Linked DNA regions of Homo sapiens: region 2 is linked to region 1. A link is an interaction called in ENCODE POLR2A ChIA-PET data of the cell type or tissue named here. Cell type or tissue: A673. All regions are shown on one strand. Each heading gives the region's core, and the rest is flanking DNA. Links, peaks and the distances in the headings are about the cores only.

Region 1 (15,816 bases), core at 7,044-15,043:
TGGGCAACATGATGAAATTCTGTCTCTACCAAAATCAGTCAGGTGTGGTGGCAGACGCCTGTAATCCCAGCTACTCCGGAGGCCGAGGCAGGAGAATTGCTTGAACCTGGGAGGTGGAGGTTGCAGTGAGCTGAGATCGCCCCATTGTACTCTAGAGCGAGACTCCATCTCTCAAAAAAAAAAAAAAAAAGTTTTCAGATCCTCAGATTCACTTGGATCTGGGTGTGGCTCACTCCAGCATTGCCTGTTGCTGTGTGTGAGAAGTGAAGGGGTGGGGAGGATAGGGTAGAACCTTGAGCAGCTCCTCCTCCTTTCCCTTAGGCAGTCATGACTTGCTCTTCTCCCTTCATTGCATTTCTAACTGTCTACTTCCTTGACGTTTTTTTGGGATTAAAGAAGCCGTATACCCGTTACCCTGGGGTGCTCACTTCCAGCAACCTAAACCACCTAGAGCACTACCAGGGCTTGAGACCTAAGGCCTTTGAATAGCAAGCAGCAACCTTGTGATTTTATGTCATGGGAGGACCTATTAGAAATAGCAAATAAGGCCAGGCATGTGGCTCATGCATGTAATCCCAGCACTTTGGGAGGCTGAGGCAGGAGGATCACTTGAGGTCAGGAGTTTGAGACCAGCCTGGCCAACATGATGAAACCCCATCTCTACTAAAAATACAAAAATTACCTGGGTGTGGTGGCGGGTACCTGCAATCCCAGCTACTCAGGAGGCTGAGGCAGGAGAATCGCTTGAATCTGAGAGGCAGAGGTTGCGGTGAGCCTAGATGGCACCACTGCACTCCAGCCTGGGCGACTCCATCTCAAAAGTGATGGAGTGAGACTCCATCTGAAAAAAAAAAAAAAAAGAATAGCAAAGAAAAGGGCAGGTACCTACCCTGATGTCAGTGGGAAGCAGAAGCCAATAGTCCAGCAACAAAGGTGGAGTGGGGAAAACCTGTTACAAATATAACAAACACAAGAACTTGATAAGTACAGTGTTAATCATTCACTTATAGCACTAGGCTGCATACGAGAAGCTTCTCAAGAAGCAACTTTACACCATTTTTCTCATGAAATCAAGTTTATTTTTAGTAGCCAAGTTTTAAAGTCTACTTTTTCCTCATAGATAAAAATTAAGAATTTTCATCTCTGCGGAACAAGGAACTAAGCCTGAAAGCTAGCTAGGTGCTTTCAGATACGCACCAAAGAGAGAGCTGAAAAGTCAACTTCCCACTCCCCTCGGGGTTACTTTCTGAGAAAAAGACACAATGCATTACAATAAGTAAATATTGGATCATGCATGGCGACAATTTATGTGAGAGCTGAAGAAAGCAAAAAGATTTCTTCCTTTCAAATAAATTTCAAATATTCAAATAAATGCCACGAATCCAAGTGACACCTCCTTGTAGTAAGAGGCGCTCGAACCAGCACATAGAGCATATTTACTCCACTGATTTCTTGGAAGTGTGTTTACAGATCTCTTGGTAAGACCCCAGATTAGAAGCAGAAAATTGGAGGCAGCTAATGGCAGCAAGTGTATAACACATTTTAGCAAAATGTTTTGCAAAATAAATCTGTTAAATTTTGATCTTTTAAGGTGGGAAGTAACTATCATTTGTTCATTCTTTCTCTTTTTTTTTATTTTCTTGTTCCTTCTCTTCTTTCTCCTCTTCTCTTCTCTTCTTTTTAAAAATAGAGACAGGGTCTCCCTATGTTGCCCAGGCTGTTCTCAAACTCCTGGGTGCAAGGAATCTTCCTGCCTCAGCCTCCCAAAGTGCTAGGATTACAGGTGGGAGCCATTACGCCCGGCCTGTTCTTCCTTTTCTTGAAAGTGTTCAACGAAAGGAATTATTCTAATGTGAATCTTCTCCAGTAGATCATACAAAACCCAAGAGCAGGGTTTCTCAACTTCAGCACTACTGACATTTTGGGCCAGATCATTCTTTCTTGTGGGGAAGTGTTCTGTGCACTGGAGGATGTTGAGCAGCATCCTGCCCTCTACCCAGTAGCACTACCAGCCCCACCCAGTGTGATAAAATGTCTCCTGACATTGCCAAATGTCCCCTGGGGTTGGTAAAATTACCCCCAGCTGAGAACCGCTGTCCTAGGGGGAACTGAAGGATTCCAATCAGGAGCCAAGATTAGAGCAAAACCTGAGAGGCTTTGAAGCCCATCAGTAACTTCCCTAAGCAGGTGTCAAGTTGATGCGTGATAAGGGCGTGCTTTCAGAACTTTGGGGTAGGATGAATGGTCAGAGCTGGAGCTGAGATGTTAGAGGGAAGCACTGTCCTCCACTCTGCTCTGCTCTGCTCTGGCCCCTGGGCTCCTCTTGTGCTTTCTTTCACTGGTGCCAGTGGTGGTTGCTTCAGTCTTGCCTGCTGTGGTGCGATGGTAATAACATTAATGCCATGATTTGTAGAAAATTGATGTGTCAGGTCCTGTACAGAGCAGAAAATCTTCATTAATCTTTACGTCAGTCTCCTGATGGGTACTACAATTTATGCTTTAGAGTTTAGGAAACTGTGAGGCTCAGAGAGGCGAAGTAATTTGCCCAAGGCTCTGCAGCCACTAAGTGCTAGAGCTGGAGTTTATTCTCAGGACTGCCTGGCCCTGAAGCCTGAACTCCAAGCACACTGCATTTCGGCCCAAGGAGACAAAAGTCAAAGCCTGTCAGGATTTTGGATGATTTGCACAATAGCCCAGTTCCAGGAGTGGCTTCTGCCCTGTGATGAGGGACACTCAGGTCCCAGGCCCTTGCTACAGAACCACAACTCTCTGGGTGTGTCCTTTCTTCCCCTCTATGCCATCCCTGCTGGTCTTCCCAATGCACTCCCTCCAGTCCTGGCTTCAACAGTTCTTTGACCCCCACCAGGACCTGTAACCAATTGATCTTGCTATCATTCTCCCTCTCCCACCTCACATCTCACTTTATGTAATCATAGCTTTGAGCTGCCAAACCTCATTACACAGCTTTGAGCCCCGCTCCCCACCCTCATCATCAGCATCTTGTGTCACTGTGAAAACTGAAGCGGTCAGAAGAAAACTCCCACCTGCCATCTGCCCTCGCCCAGTAGCTGTGTCTGTCCCCACTCTTCTGCCTCCCCCTGATGCAGCATCTCCACCTGCACACAAGACCCCAGCCCTCGCAGTACTCAGTGTAGCACTTTGGCAGTCATCCCCCTCCCTGAATTCTCCCTCTCTGCTAAAGCATCCCTGTCGATCTGTGACAGGCACACACTCTCTCCTGCTGGCAAAGCAAAACTCAAATCGGGTTTCTGTCTATTCCCTCCGCTGGAACAGCCTTCCCAATGCAGGGAGCCCATGTTGTTTAGCCTGGCGGCCAGTCCTCAGTCCTGGTCCTCCTTGCCCTGCAACAGCATTTGTCAAATGATCTCTGACTCCTCCTTTAAACCCTTACCTTGCTTGGCTCTCCTTCTTCATTTTAAAATCAGTTTCCTTTGCTGGTTTCTCTTCAGCAACCTAATCTTTTAATATTATAGCATTCGGGTCTCAGCCTGCCCTCATCTCCATACCCTAAAGTGTCTCATCAGTCCAGTGGCCTTTATTACCCCAAGATCTGGTCACTGCCAAATTTCTATCTCCATCCTAGACCATGTCTCCAATTTGAGACTCATCCCTCCAGCTACCTACTTGACATGGTCACTTAGAGGACTGGATGTACAGTGTTCAGAACCAGCTAGCCCTGCTGTTTCCCCGCAACACCTTCGTCTTGCCTTCTCATTCTAGTCACTTAGGTAGAAAAATTCAGTTGCCTTCTCATGTCTTTCTTTCCTGCTCTACATCCAGCCCATCAGCAAATTCAGTTTACCTTTTAGTTACCTTCAATATTGATTCAGGATTAACTATTCCTTACTCTGTCTCCTCTATGATCGTGGTTCGAGCCACCTTCATCTTCTGTCTGCATTGCTGCTGTCACCTCTGCACTGGCCTCCTGGCTTCCTCCCCTGCTCCTTATAAACTGCTTTGCACACAGGATCCAGAGAGACCTCTTCAAATGGAAGTCAGGTCATGTTCCCCTTCTGGGCAGGATCCTCTTGTAGCTCCCAGCTCACTCGAAACCAAAGCTAGAGTTTTCAGCAGCCTACAGGACCCCAGGATGTGGTCCCCTCATTCTCTGCCTTGTCCCCTGTCCGCCTCCTATGTACTCTGCTGCACCACGCTGGCTTCCATCTGTGTCTGGTGTCCGTGAACACGCCGTGCACATCTCTGCTTCCAGTGCTTTCCTTCCGCCTGGGGCACTGTTCCCCAAAGATACCCTCGGGTCTCCCTCCCTCACTTGCTTCAAGTCTCTTGTCCAAAAATCATGTGTGGGCTGGGCGCGGTGGCTCACGCCTGTAATCCCAGCACTTTGGGAGGCCGAGGCGGGTGGATCACAAGGTCAGGAGATTGAGGCCATCCTGGCTAACACAGTGAAACCCCATCTCTACTAAAAATACAAAAAATTAGCCAGGCATGGTGGCGGGCACCTGTAGTCCCAGCTACTCGGGAGGTTGAAGCAGGAGAATGGCGTGAACCTGGGAGGCAGAGCTTGCAGTGAGCCGAGATCATGCCGCTGCACTCCAGCCTGGGCAACAGAGCGAGACTCCATCTCAAAAAAAAAAAAAAAAAAGAGACAGGGTTGGCCAGGCACAGTGGCTCACGCCTGTAATCCCAACACTTTGGGAGGCCAAGGCGGGTGGATCACGAGGTCAGGAATTTGAGACCAGCCTGACCAACATGGTGAAACCCCGTCTCTACTAAAAATGCAAAAATTAGCTGGGTGTGGTGGCGGGCACATGTAACCCCAGCTACTCAGGAGGCTGAGGCAGGAGAATCTCTTGAATCGAGAGGCGGAGGTTGCATTGAGCCAAGATCACTCCATTGCACTCCACCCTGGGTGACAGAGCGAGACTCCCTCTCAAAAAAAAAAAAAAAAGACAAGGTCTTACTCTGTTTCCCAGGCTCACTACTTACTCCTAGCTCACTACAACCTCAAACTCCTGGGCTCAAGCAGTCTTTCCACCTGAGCCTCCCAAGTAGCTGGGACTGCAGGTGCACACCATCATGCCCGGCTAGTTTTTTTGTTGGTTTTGTAGAGACAATCTCTCTCTGTGTTGCCCAGGCTGGTCATGAACTCCTCGGCTCAAGCAATCCTCCCAGTTGGCCTTCAAAAGTGCTGGGACTAAGGCATGAGCTGATTCCCTCTCTTGACAGTTTCTATAGGAATATCCTCGTTTCCAAAGCCTTCTTCTAATGCAGGCTGGTAAAACCCTCTCTTGACTTCTGGTCTTCAGCTCAAGATGAAATTCAGATCATCTCAGTTTAGCTTTGATAATTCTTAGTGCTTAAAGAAAAGCAGTGTATAGGCCAGGCATGGTGGCTCACGGCTGTAATCCCAACACTTTGGAAGGCCGAAGCAGGCAGATCACTTGAGGTCAGGAGTTTGAGACTAGCCTGGCCAACATGGTGAAACCCTGTCTCTACTAAATATACAAAAATTAGCGAGGTGTGGTGGCATGCACCTGTAATCCCAGCTACTCGTGAGGCTGAGGTGTGAGAATTGCTTGAACCTGGGAAACGGAGGTTGCAGTGAGCCAAGATTGCACCACTGCACTCCCGCCTGAAAAAATACGTCTCCATCTCAAAAAAAAAAAAAAAAAAAAAGAGAGAGAGAGAGGCCAGGCATGGTGGTTCACGCCTGTAATCCCAGCACTTTGGGAGGCCAAGGTGGGCGGATCACAAGGTCAGGAGTTTGAGACCAGCCTGGCCAACATGGTGAAACCCTATCTCTACTGAAGATCTCTACTAAAGATACAAAAAATTAGCATGGCGTGGTGGCGTGTGCCTGTAATCCCAGCTACTCGGGAGGCTGAAGCAGGAGAATTGCTTGAACCCGGGAGGTGGAGGTTGCGGTGAGCTGAGATCGTGCCATTACGCTCCAGCCTGGACGACAGGGCGAGATTCCATCTCGAAAAAAAAAAAAAGAGAGAGAGAGAGAAGCAGTATATAGAAAAGTAAGTCATAGGCCGGGCATGTTGGCTCACGCCTGTAATCCCAGCACTTTGAGAGGCCGAGGTGGGTGGATCACCTAAGGTCAGGATTTCGAGACCAGCCTGGCCAACACGATGAATCCCTGTCTCTACTAAAAATACAAAAAATTAGCTGGGTGTGGTGGTGGGCACCTGTAATTCCAGCTGCTCGGGAGCTGAAGCAGGAGAATTGCTTGAACCCAGGAGGCAGAGGTTACAGTGTGCCGAGATTGCGCCATTGCACTCCAGTCTGGGCAACAAAAGCGAAACTCTGTCTCAAAAAAAAAAAAAAAAAAAAGAGAAAAGTCATATGTCCAAAAAATAGGGAGATTTGGGAAGAAGAGAGGGTTTATGTCCATAGCAGGTAGTTTATTAAACAAGTGTTCTCCTGGGGTCTCTGTGTGGGCCTTAGGGGGTCAGTGAGTCTGAAACTAGGCAGAGTTTTGTGTGTGCCCATGTTTCCTGGGAAAACATCCTTTTGTTAGTTTTCCTGTGGTTTCCATAGTTGTTACAAGGAATTTCATTCCATCAGCCTCTTGCCCATCCGTCTTCCCAAAAGAAATGGGTTTCTTTTCCTTTTAAACCTGATATGGCCATATACAGCTAATTCTATCCAATAACAGCTCTCAGCCCTTTGTGTTAGGATATGAGAGGTTTCTTCCCAGCATTTTTTCAGGTTAGAATGTAGTCTTTTACTGTGTCATTTACTCAAGTGGGGAAGATCTGTTTTCTTTAAATTGAGCTGTATTCATTGTTTGGGTTTTTCTTCAGAAAAAAAATAACATGATTTATAGGGGGAAGAAGGCCTGTGTATCATTTGTGACTTGTCCCTTTTTTTGTTTTTTGTTTCAACATGTTCCTTTTTAAACACTTAGGATACTCAGTTGGAAGTTAGCATTGGAAGTCTGTTTTGAAATGCCTGACATTGACACATGACCTTCTCTGGCTTGGCTCATGGGGGCTCCCACTTTCTCATTGCAGTCACCCTGGGCTGCTCACCTGGGAAGCAGCAGGAGCATCTGAGACTCTAGAAGCAGCAGCCCTGCAGCTCTTAGGCCCACTCACATGCCTTTCCTTCTCAGCCTTGTTTTGTCTGTGGTTTTTTTTTTTTTTTTTTTTTTTTTTGGAGACGGAGTCTTGCTTTGTCGCCCAGGCTGGAGTGCAGTGGCGTGATCTCAGCTCACTGCAACCTCCGCCTCCCGGTTTCAAGCAAGTCCCCTGCCTCAGCCTCCCGAGTAGCTGGGATTACAGGCGTGCACCACCACACCTGGCTAATGTTTTTCTATTTTTAATAGAGATGTGGTTTCACCATGTTGGTCAGGCTGGTCTCAAACTCATGACCTCAGGTGATCCACCTGCCTTGGCCTCCCAAAGTGCTGGGATTACAGTAGTGAACCACCACACCCGGCTCTTTGTTTGTGTTTTTGACACAGAGTCTTGCTCTGTTGCCCAGGCTGGAGTGCTGTGGCATGATCCTAGCTTGCTGCAGCGTCAACCTTCTGGTTTCAAGTGACCTTCCTGCCTCAGCCTCCCAAGTGGCTGGGAACACGGGCATGTGCCAGCATGCCTGGTTAATTTTTTGATATTTTGTGGAGACAGGGTCTTTGTTGCCCAGGCTGGTCTTGAACTCCTGGGCTCAAGCAATCCTCCCACCTCGGCCTCCCAAAGTGCTAAGATTACAGGCGTGAGCCACTGCGCTCGGCCCCAGCCTTTTCTTGACGGCCCACTGGATTTTGGGATCAGAAGGGAATTTAGAGCACCTCTGTCCAAACCCTGACACTTGAATATTTTCTGCAGCACTCCTGATAAGTGGGGAGCAAGCTTCTCTTTGAAAAACCCCCTCAACATGGCACTCACTCCCAAGACTGCTTGTTCTGTACCTGGGCACCTCTGATTGTTACGTAGAGTATCACTCCCCTACCTGGGGTTGCATTTTTCTCCTCTGCTGACACTGTCCCCTTCCCCAGGTTACTGATAACCCCCTAGCTATGACCTGGGTGAAGGATGCTCAGCCTATTCCTCCTCTGGGCTTGCATGTATTTATTGGTCTTGTGTGAATAAGTTGGTTCTCATGGAACTCACGTAATGATTCTATGAACTTACTGAAAGCTGAACTCAGCTGGTCTCATATCTTTATCAACATCATAATCCGCTAGAAACATATGTACTGCCAAATCTATCCCCAAAGTACAGGGCCAGTAGTATCTTCAGCCTGTAACCACTTGGTTGAACAGCGTACTTCCTGGCCCAGGCCAGCATGTTCTGAACTTAACATGCCAGATGGGAGAGAAGAGATGCATGAGGCCACTGCTGGTATTTATTGAATATCCTCGTCTTTGTGACACAGACTTTTCACTTGGGAAGAAACACACAGTGTCCAAGACCAGAGGGCAAAACTTCTTTTTTTTTTTTTTTTTTTTTTTTTCCAGACAGAGTCTCGCTCTGTTGCCTATGCTGGAGTGCAGAGGCGCTCACTGCAAGCTCCGCCTCCCAGGTTCACGCCATTCTCCTGCCTCAGCCTCCCAAGTAGCTGGGACTACAGGCACCCGCCACCATGCCCGGCTAATTTTTGTATTTTTAGTAGAGACGGGTTTCACCTTGTTAGCCAGGATGGTCTCGATCTCCTGACCTCGTGATCCACCCGCCTCGGCCTCCCAAAGTGTTGGGATTACAGGTGTGAGCCACTGTTTTGATTTTGGCTAAGTAAAGGGTTATTCTGGCAGTATCAGGAATCCATAACATGAAGCAGAGACAGAATGTAGTTTTGATGAGCCTTTTAGCATTGGAGTGACCAAGTTCTTTAGCCTTAAATGTCACAGACAGCCAACCAGTGTCCATGGGCGGCACAGACAGGCCTCAGATTGAACATTGGCAAACTAATGGCCTAAATTGGGAGAAGAGACCAGCAGGAACAGAAGGAAAAGAGGAGAGTTACAAGTTAGGTGGCTGGGTAAGGCAAGAGAGGAGGTCCACACTCCTTTCTCATCCATGCTTCACCTGATTCTCATCCTGTCTCTATGAACCATCTGGGCTGGCACATCTCAGTTTGTAGTTCAGGAACTAAATCAGGAGAGGTGAAACAATGCTCTCTGAGACATATGGTTACTAAATGGCAGAGCTTAGATCTTCCAACTTCAAATCAATAAGTTTTCCCATTTGCATGTTCTAGGTTTTTGTTTGTTTTTCCATTCATGAGATATTTATTAAAATAACACATTTGGGGGAAAAAATCAATACAACATAGACATCACTACTGAAAACCATATATCATCATACAAAAAGGGATTTTGGCCAGGCATGGTGGCTCATTATTATCCCAGCACCTTCGGGGGCCGAGGTGGGCAGGTCAATTAAGGCTAGGAGTTCGAGATAAGCCTGGCCAACATAGGGAAACCCCAACTCTATTAAAATACAAAAATTAGCTGGGCGTGGTGATGTGCACCTGTAGGCCCAGCTACCTGGGAGGCTGAGACACAAGAATCTCCTGAACCTGGGAGGCCCAGGTTGCAGTGAGCCGAGATCACGCCACTGCACTCCAGCCTGGGCAACAAAGTGAGATTCTGTCTCAAAAAAAAGATTTTTAAAATTTTTATTTTATTTTGAGATGGAGTTTCACTCTTGTTGCCCAGGCTAGAGTGCAATGGTGCGATCTCGGCTCACTGCAACCTTTGCCTCCCAGGTTCAAGCAATTCTCCTGCCTCAGCCTCCCGAGTAGCTGGGATTACAGGCATGCATCACCACGCCCGGCTAATTTTTTGTATTTTTATTAGAGACGGGGTTTCTCCATGTTGGTCTTGAACTCCTGACCTCAGGTGATCCGCCTGCCTTGGCCTCCCAAAGTGCTGGGATTACAGGCGTGAGCCACCATGCCCGGCTAAAAAATGAATTTTATTTTGGGAATGGTTTTCTAATTTATGGCAGATATTACTTTCAAAAATAATACCACAGAACAACACAATCTAGGTCAATCTTAAAGACTGACAGGCTGAGCAAGGAATGTTTTTATTTTTTTGTAGGAGCTCCTTCTTTAAACTGTCAAGTACTAGGGCTCTGCCTTTTGGAGTGATTTCAGCCACCAAGTCATCGACAATAACGTGTTCTAGTCCTTTCTCTTTAATTACCTCTTAATGCAAAAGCAAAAAACATATCACTTAAAATCATTATCTTTACATTATCTTTATCAACTCATCCTTTCAGCCACATTCAATTAATTTAGCTCAGCAGCTCTTTCAGGCGTTCTCTTACTCCGGTTTCTGTCAACTTTTGGTTAATCTCTGCTCTCATATTCATCTTGCTAACCACACTTCCTGGACTTAGTCTTTTGAGAGAATGGTGAGTGGTACATCTGGCAGCTGAATGCCAGTTTGCCTGAATGCCATTAGTGACCTAGCTGGAGCTCTCCTGCCTTACAACAGAAGCTCATTAAAATTGCTGACGCAAGAGCTGTTTATCTTTGTCAGTGAGAAAAACCCACTCAGGGCTTCTATCTGCAGAACCCAGAACTAAACTGACCACTTCAGCTGAAGAAAACTGTTGAATTCATGGGGGTAAGGGAGAATGAGGGGTGGATTATAGTTTATAGAAACCCTAGGTCTGGGGGTACATGTTCTCAGGATCTCTTAAGACTGTGCCTCAGGGAGGCAAAAAACAAACAGAAACCCTAGGTCTGGCAGTGCCCAGCCAGGCAGAACAGAAGCCTGACCTTTTCTTTGCTTCTGAGCGTATTTTAGGGCCTTAGCCTGGTCAGGAACTTGATTGACACGTCTCTGAAACATCCTATCTTGAGTTGGTAGGATTTCTGAGCAGAAGTCCCAGATAGGATGAGTAAGCTTGGTACTCACCCAGCATCCTTGAGCAACATGTCAATGATAGGACAGGGTGTTAAGCTTCATTATAAGGTTTCATTTCTTGAGAAAAGATTGTAGAACTACTGTCTTCCTGGGTTGAAACCTGAAAAGCAAGACTTGTCACTGGTGGTCTGTGCTGTTTGCCCATTGTGTTTCTTCATAGGTCACTGAAATAAAAAGATCTGGGGTTTAGCCTGGCTGAGGTTCTGATTCCATCATCTTGGCCAAGGCATCTTCCCTCCCTGGCTGCCATTTCCTCATCTGTAAATGAAGGGGTTGGATTACTTAGGGAGAAGTAAACTATGGCTTAAGCAGCCAAATCTGGCTCACCATTTGTTCATTTATAATTGACTATTTCTTTTAGAGCAGTTTTCGGTTCATAGCAGAATCTAATAGAAAGTTCCTGTACATCTGGCCGGGCATGGTGGCTCAAGCCTGTAATCCCAGCACTTTGAGAGGCCGAGGCGGGTGGAGCACCGGCGGTCAGGAGTTTGAGACCAGCCTGGCCAACATGGCAAAACCCCGTCTCTACTAAAAATACAAAAATTAGCCGGGTGTGGTGGCGCATGCCTGTAATCCCAGCTACTTGGGAGAATGAGGCAAGAGAATCACTTGAGCCTGGGAGGCAGAGGTTGCAGTGAGCCAAGATCACGCTACTGCACTCCAGCCCGGGTGACATAGTGAGACTCCATCTCTGAAAAAGAAAGAAAGAAAATTACTATGCATCCTTTGACCTCCACCCCCACAACCTGCTGCCCCCACTATCAACATCCCCAGACGGAGTAGTCCATTTTTTACAAGGTACAATCCATAAACCTACATTGACATCATTGTCACCCAGAATATCCATGGTTTACATTTTAGGGTTCACTCTTTGGTGGTGTATTTTTTTTTTTTTTTTTTTTTGAGACGGAGTCTCGCTGTATTGCCAGACTGGAGTGCAATGGCGCGATCTCGGCTCACTGCAACCTCTGCCTCCCAGGTTCGAGCGATTCTCCTGCCTCAGCCTCCTGAGTAGTTGAGACTACAGGTGTGCACCACCACACCCAGCTAATTTTTGTATTTTTAGTAGAGATGGGGTTTCACCATGTTGGCCAGGATGGTCTCGATCTCTTGACCTCGTGATCTGCTTGCGTCGGCCTCCCAAAGTGCTGGGATTACACACGTGAGCCACTGTGCCCGGCTGGTGTTGTATATTCTGTAGGTTTGGACAAATGTATAGTGACACGTATCTAACATGATATCCTACAGAATAGTTTAACCGCCCTAAAACTCAGTCTGCTTTTATAAAGTTTTATTGGAATACAGCCAGGCACCTTCATTATGTAACGTTTGTGGCTGCTTTTGCACTACAATAGCAGAGTTGAGTAGTTGCAACAGAAACCATATGTCTCACAAAATGTAAAATATTTATAATGGGGCCTTTTACAGAAAGGTTTCCAATATCTAGATGATTTCCAGGAAACTTCTGGAATCTGCAGTTTTCTTTTAGGCACTTGTATATAGTTTCATATCTGGATACTTAGTTATTTGTTCTTCTTCATCCCACTCCTTTTCTCACTCTCTTGGGGCCCCTCCTGTGTGCTGACATAGCTGCCACTGTCCCAGAGCAGAGGACTGTGACCCTGGATGTTGACGTGAACAACCGCACAGACCGGCTGGAGTGGTGCAGCTGTTATTACCATGGCAACTTTTCTCTGAATGCAGCCTTTGAGATCAAGCTGCACTGGATGGCGGTGACCGCAGCAGTACTCTTCGAGATGGTGAGAACCTTCATGCATGTTGTCAGGCCTTTGGCTCACCTCACAGTGGGCATGGAGATGCTTGATAGAGATTCATGTCACTTTAATTTTTTAGTTCAGGCTCTTATTACCATTCATCGGGACTATTGGAGTAACCTTTTTAAAAAATTTAAACATAGTAAAAATTTTAAGCAATCAAAAAAGGTAGAATCAGGGTTTCTTAGCCTTAGCAGTATTGACATCTGAGGCCAGATAATTCTCTGTGGGGGAGTCCTGCACCTTATGGGAAATTGAGCAACAACCCTAGCCTCTACCCACTAAATGCTAGTAGCACAGCCCCAGGTGTGGTAAGCAAAATGTCCCCAGATATTGTCACATGTCCCCAGGAAGGGGGAGTATTGCTCCCTCTTGAGAATCACTGGTTTAGAGTGAAAAGTAAGTCTGTTTCCCACTCTCATTCCCTGGGATCTACTTCTGCTTTGTTGAGTAAACTTCCAGAGAGATTCTAAGCATGGACAAAATCACGTTACTTTTTTTTTTTTTCAGCAGAGATGGTAGCATTGGATACATACTACTTACATTGCATTTTTTCTATCACCTATGTGTTCCATGTCAGTACAAATAAATCTGCCTTGGGATTTTTTTTATTATTATTGTTATTGGGATTTTTGTTTGTTTTTGTTTTGCCTCGTTGTTTTTAAGGGCTGGAGAGTTTTCTATTATTTGTTTAACCATAGTTAACCAGTCCCCTGTTAATAAACATCACTGCTTTGAACTCAGTGGTTCTTTACCTGGGCGGATTTTGCCACCCGGGATCATTTGGCAATATCTGAAGACAGAAAAGGGTGGCTGGGCACGGAGGTTCACGCCTTGGGAGGCCGAGGCAGGCAGATCACTCAAGGTCAGGAGTTCAAAACCAGCCTGGCCAACATGGTGAAACCCTGTCTCTACTGAAAATACAAAAATTACCCAGGCATGGTGGTGCACGCCTGTAGTCCCAGCTACTCGGGAAGCTGAGGCAGGGGAATCACTTGAACCTGGGAGATGGAGGTTGTAGTGAGCCAAGATCATGCTACTGCACTCCAGCCTGAGTGACAGAGTGAGACTTCATCTTAAAAAAAAAAGGAAAAAAAAAAAGAAGGCCGGGAGCAGTGGCTCACGCCTGTAATCCCGGGCCGAGGCAGGAGGATCACCTAAGGTTGGGGGTTCGAGACCAGCCTGACCAACATGGAGAAACCCCGTCTCTACTAAAAATACAAAAAATTAGCCAGGCGTGGTGGCGCACTGCCTATAATCCCAGCTACTCGGGAGGCTGAGGCAGGAGAATCGCTTGAACCTGGGAGGTGGAGGTTGCAGTGAGCTGAGATCGCGCCATTGCACTCCAGCCTGGGCAACAGAGCGAGAATCCGTCTCAAAAAAAAAAAAAAAAAAAAGGAAAGAAAGAAAGGGGTGAGGGCAGGGTGGGTGCTACTGGTGTCTAGTGGGTAGAGACCAGCAAAGCTGCTCATCATCCTATAATGCACAGGGCAGCCCCCACAACAAAGAATAACCAGCCCAAGATGTCACAAGTGCCAAGGTTGAGAAGCCCTGTTTTAACTGGTCTTCCTGCCTGTCCTTTCTCCTTCTAGTTCATCCTGGCCTGCATCTGTAATCAGGCCATTCACTGCTCCTACACTAAGAAGCCATACCTGACCATCCCCCATCGCAGTGCTCACTCCTTAGCCAAGTTGTCAGTATCTTCCAGGACAGCTCCTTAACCATCTTTATAGTGTGCCACTCCTTTTTATACACTCTCCAATATAGCCAAAAAGAATATTCTTCTGTGGCTTCTACTGAATCTCGCTTCTCTCAACACCAGCCCAGCCATCTCTTCATACAACAGAGAACAGCTGGGAAGTTCAAAAAGAGTTTACTAAAAGCTAGGAGATAAGCAAAGAGAAATGAGTACAGCATGAGCCAGCAGGTTTTTTTTTTTGTCCAGAGCTCATAGGCTAAGTTTTGTCCCACAAAACATGGTATCCTGGGAAAGCAATTTTTCCAGGTCTCTGTCTGCCTCCACATGGCATTAGCATCTTCAAGGACCCCTCCCTTGGAAAGACTCTCATCTGGGGAACATCCTTAAGGTCCAAATAAAAAAAGACAGCCTGCTGCTCATTCTGCTCAGCTCACAGAGGACACCAGCCCTTCCCCAGCTCACTGATACCAGCATGACCACTTCTTTCAGGTAAAACTAACTCTCTGACCCAGTAGGCATAAGCACTCTCCTTGCTGGCCCTACTAGATAAGCATATCCCAAAACAGCATGACCACAGCATTGATAGACACACACATATAGTTATAGTTGGGCAGGAAGGACAGTGTTCATTTCCTTAGAGGAATTTAGCAACTGTCTCTGTAAAGTACACCTTTCACATCTGTTCATGTAAAACCCACTGAAAGCTGCTAATCTCTTTATCATTATTTTATTAAGCTTTTAAAACTTCAGTGTATGTAAGTTAATTATTATTTAAGGCAATGTCCACATTTGTTAAAAATCAGATTTTATTGAGACAAATACTACATAAAATAAAAAGGTTTTTGACCAAGGCTTAGGAATTATTTCGGTCAAACAGAGATCTCGGCTTTTTGTTGTTATTTTTGTTATGAACATTCCGTGAGAGAAAAGATAAGGGTGGTACCCTTTAATTTTTTACATAATCATTTGTTTAAGTCAAGCTGTGTCCCAACTCTATTTTTTTGGAAATAATACTTGACACAAAAATCATCTGTATGCCAGAACCACATCGATCAACCTTTTTTTTTTTTAACATACATCATTTTTATGGTTAAAAAGAGTATCTCAAGATCTAGAAAATTGCCACTGTTCCCTAAGAAAATGTTATTGATGGTAGGTTTATCTTTTTGCCCCAGTAACTTTTGTTCTCATCTTTGGACAGATAGGATTTGGGACTCTGCCAGAGAGTGGCTCTCACTCTGTCAGGTCAGGGCTTACCATTATCAGAAGCCACTGTGGTCATTTCCCCTCCTCCATCACATTTCTCTCAGCCAGCCTGAGTGAGTTGTTTTCCTATTTGATACTTTGAACTTATTAAATTCCTGGTAAAGTACAAAATTAGGCTGGGATCATGCCTATAATCCTAGCATTTGGGAGGCTGAGGCCAGCGGATCACCTGAGTCAGGAGTTCGAGACCATACTGGCCAAGT
Region 2 (13,696 bases), core at 4,011-12,010, 78 kb before region 1:
TTATTTTAGTCCTGAGGTACCCTCATCTTTCCCAATGGCCATGAACAGGGTTAAGAAATTCATCCCCAAACTTTATAACTTTATACATTAGATAAATAAATAACAAGGCCAAGGCCAGACTGCGTGAAATACCTTTGAGAAAAATATGACCAAGACCAAGAGTTCATTTTTTGTTTGTTTGTTTAAGAGTTCGTTTTATTGTGACCTGACTGTTTTATTCAGATGTTGAAGCCACTCAGATACCAGTGGGGATAAAGACAAAGATGCAGATATGCATTGCAGCAAAGGGGAAATATGATAAAAAGGTCAGATCTTAGTATAAAGAAATGAAAATTCTGGCTGTGTGCAGTGGCTCTTGCCTGTAACCCCAGTGCTTTGGGTGGCTGAGGAAGGAGGATTGTTTGAAGCCAGGAGTTTGAGACCGATCTGGGCAACAAATATAGTGAGACCCCATTTCTGTAAAAACTAAAAAAGAATTAGCCAGGTGTATTGGCACATACCTGTAGTCCCAGCTACTTGGGAGGCTAAAACGGGAAGATTGCCCAAGCCCAGGAATCCATTGCTGTGGTGAGCTATAATTGCGCCATTGCACGCTAACCTGGGTGGCTAAGTGAGATCTTGTCTCTGGAAACAAACAAACCAAGAAAATAAATGAAAATTGTAACAAGAGTGGGAATTCTTGTTTTCTTCTTTCCAAAGAGGTTTAAAATATATTAATAATTATATCACATGCTACAAAAAGTGTGGTGAAATTGACACTTGAGTACCTGGTTGGTGTACCATACTTTTGCAAAGCATTTCAGCCATGTGTATTGAGAGCAAATGTTTATGCTATTTGAACCAGGCACTTCCATTTTGGGGCATGCGATGTAAGGAAATAATTGAAGTGATAATATGCAAATACATCTGGGTTTAGTTTTATTTATAATTGTGAGAAGTTGAAAACAATAGATCAATGGCTGAAATATGAAATATCCACTTGATGGAATATATTTGCAACTGATAAAAATGCAAGTTTTAAGAATTTTAACAAGTGTTTGTTGTTGTCGTTGTTTGTTTTTTTGAGATGGAATCTTGCTCTGTCTCCCAAGCTGGAGTGCAGTGGCGTGATCTTGGCTTACTGCAACTTCTGCCTCCCAGGTTCAAGCAATTCCTGTGCCCTAGCCTCCTGAGTAGCTGGGATTACAGGCACCCGCCACCACACCCAGCCTAATTTTTGTATTTTTAGTGGAGACAGGGTTTCACATGTTGGCCAGGGTTGTCTCAAACTCTTGATTTCAAGTGACCCACCCGCCTCAGCCTCCCAAAGTGCTGGGATTATAGGCGTGAGCCACTGCACCCGGCCAGAACTCGAAAAAGTGGTTTTGATGTACTGTGAGAAGAAAAGCAGGCTGTTATGTTTGCAGGCCCCACACCCGAGTGCTCTCACCCCTCTGCCCTTTCCTAGTAGAGCTGAATTCACTGAGGGTTGCTCCATTTGTGGCTGTGTGTCAGGGCCTCTTATTCCCTTTTCTTTTTTTAGGGGGGAGGGCTGTTAATGTTACTCTTCTAATAAGGGAAATACTAATTTGGAGCAATCTGAGGACTCCTGACATAAGCCATGTCAGATAGTGAAGTGCTAGGAGATGGGATTCTGTATAGAAAGGGCCTCTCTTGCCTTCACCACAAGCATTCTCAGCAAAGTAGAACATGGAAAAACTTCTCTGCACCATGATTATTTTATTTTTTTTTTGAGACAGAGTCTCGCTCTGTCATGCCCAGTGTAGTGGTGGGATCTCGGCTCACTGCAACCTCTGCCTTCTGGGTTCAATCAGTTTTCGTGCCCCAGCCTCCCCAATAGCTAGGACTACAGGCACATGCCACCATGCCTAATTTTTTTTTTTTTTTTTTGAGATGGAGTCTCTCTCTCTGTGGCCCAGGCTGGAGTGCAGTGGTGCGATCTTGGCTCACTGTAACCTCTGCCTCCAGGGTTCAAGTGATTCTCCTCTCTCAGCCTCCCAAGTAGCTGGGATTACAGGTGTGCGCCACCATGTCCAGCTAATTTTTGTATTATTTTTTATTTTTTTGAGATAGAGTTTCACTCTGTCTCCCAGGCTGGAGTGCAATGGCACAATCTCGGCTCACTGCAACCTCCATCTCCTGGGTTCACGTGATTCTCCTGCCTCAGCCTCCAGAGAAGCTGGGATTACAGGTGCCTGCCACCACGCCCAGCTAATTTTTTGTGTTTTTAGTAGAGACGAGGTTTCACCATGTTGGCCAGGCTGGTCTTGAACTCCTGACCTCAGGTGATCCATCTTGGCCTCCCAAAGTGCTGGGATTACAGGTGTGAGCCACCATGCCCAGCTAATTTTTGTATTTTTAGTAGAGATGGGGTTTCACCATGTTGGCCAGGCTGGTACTCCTGACAACCTCAGGTGATCTACCTGTCTCGGCTTCCCAAAGTGCTGGGATTACAGGCATGAGCCTTTGTACTCGGCTACCATGATCATTTTAAAGAAGCAAGAGTTAGTATTGTTGTGAAAGTTTTCAGGGTCCTGAAAGATTAAATATATATATATAAAAATAGAGATGGGGTCTTACTGTGTTGCTCAGGCTAGTCTCAAACTCCTGGGCCCAAGCAATCCTCCTGCCTTGGGCTCCCAAGGTGCTGGGATTACAGGCGTGAACCACTGTGCCTGGCCTTTATTTATTTATTTAATCTGAAAAAGATCTTTAAGAAAATGTAAAAAGTGATAGCTCTATTAGTTTTTTTTCCTCTACCCTTGTACTTCATTTCAGCAAATTGGGTGATATACAGAGTGCTCAGCTCTGGTAGGTGTAGGCAGACAGGTGACAGCACCGTAGTGAAGGGGGAGGCATGCAGCATTTGGGTCAGGTGGGACAAACACAACAGTGGATTGACCAAGAATCTAAAGATCTGGTCTTGAATTTTGGCTCTGCCACCTGCTGAATGTGTGGCTTTGGGTAAAGTCCCTTATTCTCTCTGCAATTGAATATCCCCACTTGTAAGGGGCAGTCCATTCCCCCAGTGGACAGGTTTGTGAGAGGCAACAAGATGTGATACGGGAATAAAGGACCGTGGTAGGTAGGTGTCAGATGTTAGCTCCTGCCTTTCTGTCAGTTACAGGCTGTCTTCCCTGGGAGCAGCACATATATACTGTGCCTTGTGATAAGTTCTTTTCTAGCGAAGGAAGGAGTGATTAATTATCTATTTAATTTTTCAGCCCGCCTCTGAGAAAGCAAAAAATGGCCGTGATACATGTGAGTATTTTTTGAGATTTTTTTTCTTGCTTTTAAAAAGAGAGTCAGCTGGCTGGGTGCAGTGGCTCACGCCTATAATCCCAGCACTTTGGGAGGCCAAGGTTGGTGGATCACCTGAGGTCAGGAGTTCAAGACCAGCCTTGCCAACATGGTGAAACCCTGTCTCTACAAAAATACAAAAAAAATTAGCTGGGTGTGATGGTGGGTGCCTGTAATCCCAGCTACTCGGGAGGCTGAGGCAGGAGAATCACTTGAACCCGGGAGGCAGAGGTTGCAGTGAGCCGAGATCATGCCATTGCACTCCAGGCTGGGTGACAGAGCAAGACTCTGTCTCAAAAAAAAAGAGCATCAGCTAACCCATGACAACAAAACTATGTGAAGTGCCATAAAAAGTTTATGGAAAAGTCAGGAGACCTGAGTTCCCTTTGTGTCATGTATGCAGGATCCCTTAATTACCTTGTATTTTTTCCCGCCATCTGCAAATTGAAAAAACCTTGTTTTTCTTTTCCATAGGCCATTTGTAGGGATCACGTAGAAAGTTTTAAACTACTAAACATATTAAGATGATTTATTTTAAGAAGGGTCACAAAAGGATGAAATGCTACCCACAGCTTGCCTTTATTTAGTGCTATACTATTTCTATGTTGCTTTGACATATACGTCATTTAGTCTCTACTTGATGAATAGGTCGTTATCCCATTTTTTCAAGGGGAGAGGGTGATCACCTGTGCCTTGCAGATTTTGGTGAAGATTATCTGAAGGCCTCTGTTTGAAATGTATTTGGATGACAATTTATATTATTTGTGTATTTCAGCTCTCAGGCATGTGTTTGAAATGTATTTGATGACAATTTATATTATTTGTGTATTTCAGCTCTCGGGAGTCCAAAAGAATCTGAGAACGCCCTTCCCATCCAAGTAGATTATGACGCCTATGACGCTCAAGTGTTCAGGCTGCCCGGCCCATCCCGGGCCCAGTGCCTCACCACCTGCAGGTTTTCTGCCAGATTCACTTGGGGGTGCATATAAAAATTGTGTAGGAAAACCTGAAGTTCAGTAGTGACCTCTAAGAGAGCAACCTTGAAAATCTTGTTTTGTTTTGTTTTGTTTCGTTTTGGTTTTTTGTTTGTTTTGTTTTGTTTTTTTGAGATGGAGTTTCGCTCTTGTTGCCCAGGCTTGAGTGCAATGGTGTGATCTCGGCTCACTGCAACCTTGACCTCCTGGGTTCAAGCGGTTCTCCTGCCTCAGCCTCACAAGTTGCTGGGATTACAGGCATGCGCCATCACGCCTGGCTAATTTTGTATTTTTAGTAGAGATGGGGTTTTTCCATGTTGGTCAGGCTGGTCTCGAACTCCCGACCTCAGGTGATCTGCCCGCCTCGACCTCCCAAAATGCTAGGATTAGAGGCGTGAGCCACTGTGCCTGGCTTGTTTTGTTTTTTGAGACGGAGTCTCACTCTGTCACCCAGGCTGGAGTGCAATGACACAATCTCTGCTCACTGCAACTTCCGCCTCCTGGGTTCAAGCGATTCTCCTGCCTCAGCCTCCTGAGTAGCTGGGATTAAAGGCACGTGCCACCACGTCCAGCTAATATTTGTGTTTTTTGTAGAGATGGGGTTTCGCCATGGTGGCCAGGCTGGTCTTGAACTTCTGGCCCCAAGTGATCCTCCTGCCTCGGCCTCCCTAAGTGCTGGGATTACAGGTGTGAGCCACCATGCCTGGCTGGTTCTTATGCTTTTCTGAGCCAAGGGAAACAATTCACAAATTCCAGAATCTTCCTCTCACTGGGCTGGCTCTATCCTTGGACACAGCGTTTAAGTTTATTATTCTGAGTGGGCATGAACTTTTCTTTCTTTAAGTCCTGCTTTTAAAAATTTGCTCTGTGGTGTTTTGGTCATATGGTAGTTGTTTTTTTTTTTTTTGAGACAGGATCTCCTTCTGTCACCCAGGCTGTAGTGCAGTGTCACGTTGACAGCTCACTGTAACCTCTGCCTCCTGGGCTCAAGTGATCCTCTTGCCTCTGCCTCCCAAGTAGCTGAGACTACAGGCATGCACCATCATGTCCAGCTAGTTTTTAATTTTTTGTAGAGATGAGGTCTCACATATTGCCAGGCTGGTCTCAAACTCCTGGCTGAAGCCATCCTCCCGCCTTAGTCTCCAAAAGTGCTGAGATTATAGGCATGAGCCACTGCACTCAGCCATGTAGTAGTTTTTAATTGTGATGTAGTTAGATCTACTCATCTATTCATTTGTGGGTCTTGTGTAAGAAAGCACTCTCTACCCCAGAGTTACAGATGTGTATTTCATATTTTCTTCAAATACTTTATAGTCTTGGCGGAATTTTTTTTTTCTTTTTTTTTCGAGATGGCGTCTTGCCCTGTCTCCTAGGCTGGAGTGCAGTGCTGCAATCTCGGCTCACTGCAGCCTCTGCCTCCTGGGTTCAAGCAATTCTCATGCCTCAGCCTCCCAAGTAACTGGGACTACAGGCATGCACCACCACACTCGGCTAATTTTTATATTTTTTAGTAGAGACAGGGTTTCACTGTGTTGGCCAGGCTGGTCTCAAACTCCTGACTTCAAGTGGCCCACACCCGCCTTGGCCTCCCAAAGTGCTGGGGTTACAGAATGAGCCACCGCACCCGGCCTCATCTTGGATTTTATGCTTATGTTTATATTATTTATGTTGACTTTCTTTTTTTGTGAATGTGTGAAACAGCTCTAGCTTATATTTTTTTCCCTGTGTACCAAATACTGTGAATCAATTTTCCATATTTCTTTTTTTTTTTTTTTTTTTTTTGAGACAGAGTCTCGCTCTGTTGCCCAGGCTGGAGTGTAGTGGCGCGATCTCGGCTCACTGCAAGCTCTGCCTCCCAGCTTCGCACCATTCTTCTGCCTCAGCCTCCCGAGTAGCTGGGACTACAGGCGCCCACCACCACGCCCAGCTAATTTTTTGTATTTTTAGTAGAGACGGGGTTTCACCGTGTTAGCCAGGATGGTCTCGATCTCCTGATCTCGTGATACGCACACCTCAGCCTCCCAAAGTGGTGGGATTACAGGCGTGAGCCACCGCGCCCGGCCAATTTTCCAGATTTCTTTCTTTTTTTTTTTTTTTGAGTTGGAGTTTTGCTCTTGTTGCCCAGGCTGGAGTGCAATGGTGTAATCTCAGCTCACCACAACCTCCGCCTCCCAGGTTCAAGCAAGTCTTGTGCCTCAGCCTCCCGAGTAGCTGGGATTACAAACATGCGCCTCCACGCCTGGCTAATTTTGTATTTTTAGTAGAGACGGGGTTTCTCAGTGTTGGTCAGGCTGGTCTCGAACTCCCGACCCCAGGTGATCCACCCACCTTGGCCTCCAAAAGTGCTAGGATTATAGGTGTGAGCCACTGCCCCCGCCAGATTTCTTAACTCTGTAGCTTTAAGCGCAACTGAGTGGAAGAATATTATGTCTCTTAATTTTGTGGCAAATGAACTTAGAGTGACCACATGATTGTTTTCTGCCCTTTTCTCTCATCCAGTCCTACCTGAGAAGGCTTAGAGCTCAGAATTAAGTGCTGTCAGCAGCCTCTCTCCTATGTGTGGATGCTGCTTAGGGGCTCAGTAAGAGCTACTTAGGGGCTTTTCTTTGTAGTCTTTAAAAATGCTCTCATAGTTCAAGATTGATTTTCTTTTTCTAATTAAAGATGACAAGACCTGGTGGTACCCAGGTTGTGTGGTCTCTGAAGGCACAAATTGTGTCTTAATTGGTGCTACCTTCACACATGGCTAAGCGTATACTGGTGTTTAAATATTTACTGTGGAAAGAACAAACATGTAGTCAGCACTTGGAATCTGTTTTCAGGCTCCGTTTAAGCTCTTACTAAAAAAATCCTTCCAGGAGGAAAGGGAGCAGCTCTGATGCCAGAAGGGCAGCCCCGTTGGTGGGCTTGCTTTTTCGTTCTGAGCTTTTGCTTCTCTATAGGGCTTCTTTCTTTTTGATCCTTCTTCCTGTTGCTTTTAGAGGTTTTCCCCTTAGGGAATTTTATGTTTTAATAAGGCTATATATATATATATATATATGCATATATAAACTTTTATTAGGAAATGTTCAGACGTGCTCAAATAGAGAATAGTATCATGAACAGTTATCACCATGTTGTCAGCCTTGTTTCATGACCTCTCCCACGTTTAAATTTTGGATGGAATATTTTAAAAACAAATCCCAGGATTGGCCGGGCACAGTGGCTCACACCTGTAATCCCAGCACTTTGGGAGGCCAAGGCAGGTGGATCACTTGAGTTCAGGAGTTTGAGACCAGGCTGACCAACGTGGTGAAACCCCGTCTCTACTAAAAATACGAAAAAAGTACCCAGGCGTGGTGGTGGGCGTCTGTAATCTCAGCTACTTGGGAGGCTGAGGCAGGAAAATCACTTGAACCCAGGATGTGGAGGCTGCAGTGAGCTGAGATCATGCCACTGCACTCCAGTCTGGGTGACAGAGTGAGACTCCGTCTCACAAAAACAAACAAACAAAACAAACCCCAGGCAGCCTCTATTTTTTTTCAATAATACATACTTCAGCGTAAGTTTCTTTCTTTTTTTACATGTTATTTATTTATTTAGTGTCACCCAGCCTGGCACAAAGCTGATTAGTATATGTTTCAACAAATAAGAACTAAAAGAAAACCCATCACGGTACCATTATCATTGGTAACAAAATTAACACTAATCCCTAAATGCCCTCTAATAGCCAGTGCATAGTCAGTTTTTTGAATTGCCTCAAAAATGTGCTTTTGCAGTTAGTTTGAAATGGGACCTAAACAAGATCCACTTTTTGCATTTGGTTATAATGCCTTTTGTGTGTGTGTGTGACAGTAGAATGTCTTGCTTTCTACATTTGGCTGATTGTTGCCTTGTAGTGTTTCAGTTTTCCTCTATTCTGCAGATTCCCTGTAAACTGGCAATTATCTCTGGAAGCTTGATTAGATTTAGATTCAAATTTGAGGGCAAGTAGACTTCTTGGGCACTATGTTCTTTCTCCCACATCACATCATACCTCTCTTCTCATTCTGTTTTTAGTGATGAGAGATTAATCAGTGGGATTAGGTGGGGTCAGCCTGGAGCAGTCCTTTCTTTACAACTATGATCCTAGGACTTTGGCTGCATAATGTCTGTCATTTCCCCCCTCTCTTATATAACATCTCAAGCTGTTAAGGGTGAAGTACCGCATACAGGTTTCCCACTTGTAGATCACACTGGGGATTTTTGTTATTGGGTTCCATGTGGCTTGGGCTGGTGATGGGTTTTAGTTTTAACTCAAGGTAGGACAGCATCCCTCGCTTGATGGTAACTTTTTGTCTCTTGCCTGGCAGATCTGTGCGAGAGCGAGAGAGTCACAGTCGAAAGAGTGCCAGCTCCTGTGATGTTTCATCCAGCCCTTCCCTACCAAGCCGCACACTGCCCACTGAGGAAGTGAGGAGCCAGGCTTCTGACGACAGCTCCCTAGGCAAGAGTGCCAACATCCTGATGATCCCACACCCCCACCTGCACCAGTATGAAGTCAGCAGCTCCTTGGGATACACCAGCACTCGAGGTAAGAGTGCTGAAGCACAGACAGAGCCAGGGACATCTTTCTTAATATAGTGGGTGACTGGAGGTGGGAGGATTGGTCAGAGGTGGGGTGTAAATCCCACATCTTAATGATTTCTTTGCCAGTGCAGTAGGTACAAATCACTTTAGCTGTTAGCTATGTATATATTATACTTCTTTTTTTTTTTTTTTTTTTTTTGGTGACAGAGCACCTAGGATAAAGTGCAGTGATGCAATCACAGCTCACCTCAGTGCGGCCTTGAACTCCTGGACTCAATCGATCCTCCCACCTCTGCCTCCCAAGTAACTGGGACTATAGCATGCCACCACACCCAGCTGATTATCATATTTTTTTTTGTAGAGGTGGGGAAGTGCAGTGATGCAATCACAGCTCACCTCAGTGCGGCCTTGAACTCCTGGACTCAATTGATCCTCCCACTTCTGCCTCCCAAGTAACTGGGACTATAGCATGCCACCACACCCAGCTGATTATCATATTTTTTTTTGTAGAGGTGGGGTTTTACCATTCCCAGGCTGGTCTTGAACTCCTGGACTCGAGGGATCCACCCATTGGCCTCCAAAAGTGCTGAGATTACAGGCATGAACCAATGTTACCGCACCCTGCCTCTATTATACTATTTTTTGTTTAGCCTTTCTTCATCCATCATTTAACTGTATGCCTTTCCATATGTTAATGGAAAGCTTTTCTTAGGCCTAGGGTCAAAAGGGTTTATTTCCTTATGATTTCCATTTGTGCCATATATAAAACAACCTCTGTCTTAATGTTGCATTTTAGTTTCTCATTTACCGGTCGGGCGCAGTGGCTCACACCTGTAATTCCAGCACTTTGGGAGGCCAAGGCGGGTGGATCACTTGAGGCCAGAAGTTTGAGACCAGCCTGGTCAACATGGTGAAACGCCGTCTCTACTCAAAATACAAAAATTAGCTAGGTGTGGTGGCGGGTGCCTGTAATCCCAGCTACTCAGGAGGCTGAGGCAGGAGAATCACTTGAACCTGGCAGGCGTAGTTGCAGTGAGCCGAGATTCCACCACTGCACTCCAGCCTGGGTGACAGAGGGAGACTCCACCTCAAAAAAAAAAAAACAAAAAACTTTTTTTTTCACTTACCTGTTTTTTTTTAACTTTTATTTGCATTGATTTTGTACCGAATTTATTCCCATACTATCAGTTTTTGTTTCTTCAGTTTCTTTCTTTTCTTTTTTTTTCTTTTCTTTTTTTCTGAGACAGAGTCTTGCTCTGTTGCCCGGGCTAGGGTACAGTGGCATGATCTCAGCTCACTGCAACCTCTGCCTCCTGGGTTCAAGTGATTCTCTTGCCTTAGCCTCCCAAGTAGCTGGGATTACAGGCACACACCACCACACCAGCTAATTTTTGTTTTTTTAGTAGAGATGGGGTTTTGCCGTGTTGGCCAGGCTGGTCTCAAACTCCTGGCCTCCAATGATCCACCCACCTCGGCCTCCCAAAGTGCTGGGATTACAGGCGTGAGCCACCATGCCTGGCCTTGGGATATCTTTTTCTTCTGTGCAATGTCCTCTTCTGGTTTAGGAATAATTTATTCCTTTTCCATGAGGATCATCTTGGTTTCGCAGGGGGAGCTCATGTATGGGTTAATCTGACCATGAGCTCTTTACATCAGGCAGCACATCTTGGGTGCTTTGTTCACCTGGACATGCTCAATGACCAGAGGATCTGCACCTGAACCCTTAAGTTCGGCATGACTGTGCATTTTTAAGCATATGTAGCAATAATTCAGTACTCTTTTTTGGCCACTGACCCCGTGTGCAGCCGTGCTGTGTGGCCTGGGACCACCTACTATCTCCATCATTGTAATGTGGAAATGGTACACATTGTTTCTGTAAAGTGACATATTTCTTTCTTTCTTTCTTTCTTTTTTTTTTGTGATGGAGTTTCACTCTTGTCCCCCAGGCTGGAGTGCAATGGCGTGATCTTGGCTCACTGCAACCTCTGCCTCCCGGGTTCAAGCAATTCTCTTGCCTCAGCCTCCCGAGTAGCTGTGATCACAGGTGCCTGCCACCATGCCTGGCTAATTTTTGTATTTTTAGTAGAGATGGGGTTTCACCATGTTGGTCAGGCTGGTCTCGAACTCCTGACCTCAGGTGATCTGCCCACCTCAGCCTCCCAAAGTGCTGGGATTACGGGCGTGAGCCACCTTGCCTGGCCAAAGTGACATCTTTCATATACTTGGTGGCTTTTTATATATGCATACCCTTGATGGCCTGAGCAGTTTCATGGGTGGTTTCTTTTATTTGTTTGTTTTGAGACAGGTTCTCACTCTGTTGCCCAGGCTGTAGTGCAGTGGTACAATATTGGCTCACTACAGCCTCAACCTCCTGGGCTCACGTGATCCTCCCACTTCAGCCTCCCAAATAGCTGGGACTACAGGTGTGCACCACCACACCCGGCTAGTTTTTAAAGTTTTTGTAGGGACGGTCTCAATCTGTTGCCCAGGCTGGTCTCGAACTCCTGGGCTCAAGTGATCCTTCCACCTTGGTCTCCCAAAGTGCTGGGATTACAGGAATAAGCTACTGTACCTGGCCTGTACTCATCTTTTTTTTTTTACTAGGTTTTTCTCTTTTATTTCCTTAATAACTAACTAGACTATGTTCTTTTTTATTTTGTAAGTTAGAGCATCAATTCATTAATTTACAATGAACAGTAAAACTTTCACAGAAATCTGAACATTCTCTTCTTTCCTGCAAAGCAACTTGAGGAATGAAATACAGTATTACAGTGTATGAGGTTCTGTGCTAGGCATTGGGTAGATAATGATGGCCAAGACAAATTCCTTGGAGTTTGCATCTGCTGGACCCACTTTTTCATCTGGGTGGTTGCTTAATGAACATGGAATACACACAAGAAGAGTTGGTTGTGGATTTCAGTTCTTTGATCCACTCAGGCATGCTGTCTCTGTCTCCATAATGGGACCTGTCTACCATTGCGCCAGACAGGTGGTGTCTAAATATCATACCATCTCCTTGCCTGGTCAAGGCTGGAGGCATCCATTTCTTCGTTATTTTTTTCTCAGTAATTTTTTTAGCATAATAACATTTTATTGCTTACTCATGTCCCAGCCCACTAAGTCAGTGGAGGGGCTACTGATCCACTCAGTCCATTCAGGAACTCAGGTTCCTTCCATCCTGGGATGCCATGATTATCAACATTGGTCTCCTGGGTTGCCACAAAGGGAAAAAGAATGCAGATCATTTGTGGAGATCATTGTGGTCCAGGCCTGGATTTGAAGCATATAATTTCTACCTGGCCAGAACTAAGTCATTTGGCTTTATTGCAAAGGGTCTGGGAACTATAGTCTTGTGTCCAGTAGGAAAATCAAATGGGTTTATAGTGAAGACATTGACTAGCTCTGCCAAGATCTGCCCTTCTGGTGACCACATAGCTATTTTTATTGTTCCTCCCTCTTAGAGAATATACTCGTTCCTTTCCCAAGGGAGACAACTCAAGTCCCATCATTCAGTCATTGCTTCCAGCTCAAAGTTCAGGATCTTCAGGCAGTGTCCTTCCCATCAGATTTGGTTGTGACTTCATTTTGCCAGTAATTTAGAACCAAAACTCCCTTCTCCCAAGTATTTAAAAGCAAACAAATGCAAACATATTTCATTTCTTTATAGTTTGACAGTTTTGCTCATTTCTCTCACTCCCTGACATTTATAATGCCCAAGATTCTTGTCAGCCTTGGTTTATCATTCTACCTAGCTCTGGTTTCACTGTGGTTCTGTGGTTTTTCTTTGTGACTCAACTCCATGATAACTGGCAGATGTCCTGGAGAACATGATGGAGCCACCACAGCGAGACTCCAGTGCACCAGGGAGGTTTCACGTTGGCAGTGCAGAATCCATGCTGCATGTTCGACCTGGTGGATACACGCCCCAGAGAGCACTGATTAACCCCTTCGCTCCCTCTCGGATGCCCATGAAGCTTACGTCCAACAGAAGGCGCTGGATGCACACTTTTCCTGTGGGTAAGTTGGTTGCTTAAGAGAGAGCCTTGGACTAGGAGCTCCTAGCCCTGGTCCTCAGTGTCGGTCACCCATGTGTCCTTGGTCAGGTGCCTCTGTTGCTCCACCTGTAAGATGGGATAACCATGCCCACTTTGGCCATCCCAGGGGTTCTTGTAAAGATCCTTGAAGATGCACTTGGGAATAGGCTTTGTAACTAATTAGCTGTATAAACCTGAGGGCTTTTTTGTTTGTTTCTGCCCTTTTTTTTTTTTTTTTCTTTTGAGACAGGGTCTCACTCTAGTTGCCTAGGCTGGAGTGCAGTGGTGCAGTCTCAGCTCACTGCAGCCTCAACCTTCAGGGCTCAGGTGATTCTCCCACCTCAGCCTCCCAAGTAGCTGGGACTGTAGGTACGTGCCACCAGGCCTGGCTAGTTTTTTGTATTTTTAGTAGAGACAGGGTTTCACCATGTTGCCTAGGCTGGTCTTGAACTCCTGGACACAAGCAATCTGCCCACCTTAACCTCCCAGAGTGCTGGGATTATAGATGTGAGCCACCGCATCCGGCCCTTTGTTTCTATTTGAGAGGAACTATGCATTGCCACCTGCTTTCTTTCCTAAGTCAGATGTCCCTCATTCTTGTTCATTCCTTCTTCTCTTAGATCTCTTGGATATTGATATCCTGTCTTGGTTACAAGGAGTTATGTTGTTTTGTTTTCTGTTAGGTCTCTCTGACAACTGAAAAAAAATTTTCCCCTGAATTCACTTTTTCCTAGTCCATTCTTTTTTATCTATATTCTGTTCTCAAGAAGATGACAGTAAGATTGTCTCAAGCTGTGGCTAAAATTAAACTTTAGCTTAATGGGCTCTTATTGAGCTGGA

Evidence for each region. Peaks named below come from ENCODE experiments on the same cell type or tissue, not always from the same donor. Only the 100,000 strongest peaks of a DNase experiment are listed, where the experiment ranks them.
Region 2: POLR2A ChIA-PET joins it to region 1 with 11 read pairs; 5 of 35 experiments call an interaction of 5 or more read pairs at or near these places.

What each region holds. Positions count from the first base shown.
Region 1 is chr22:31,881,119-31,896,934 of GRCh38, forward strand. It overlaps DEPDC5 (DEP domain containing 5, GATOR1 subcomplex subunit), which reads left to right. Exons shown (of 43, transcript NM_001242896.3): 39 at 12,464-12,633. It also overlaps the pseudogene LOC124905101. Among named protein-coding and RNA genes, the nearest start is that of YWHAH, 56 kb to the right of the region's middle. RefSeq lists an enhancer at 10,148-10,682. In A673, for the core only: no CTCF peak of the experiment used is centred there; a DNase peak (open chromatin) is centred at 10,383; H3K27ac peaks cover 1,593 bases.
Region 2 is chr22:31,806,387-31,820,082 of GRCh38, forward strand. DEPDC5 (DEP domain containing 5, GATOR1 subcomplex subunit) reads left to right here. Exons shown (of 43, transcript NM_001242896.3): 19 at 3,225-3,261; 20 at 4,135-4,255; 21 at 8,606-8,826; 22 at 12,636-12,839. It also overlaps the pseudogene RPL17P52. Among named protein-coding and RNA genes, the nearest start is that of DEPDC5, 59 kb to the left of the region's middle. In A673, for the core only: no CTCF peak of the experiment used is centred there; no DNase peak of the experiment used is centred there.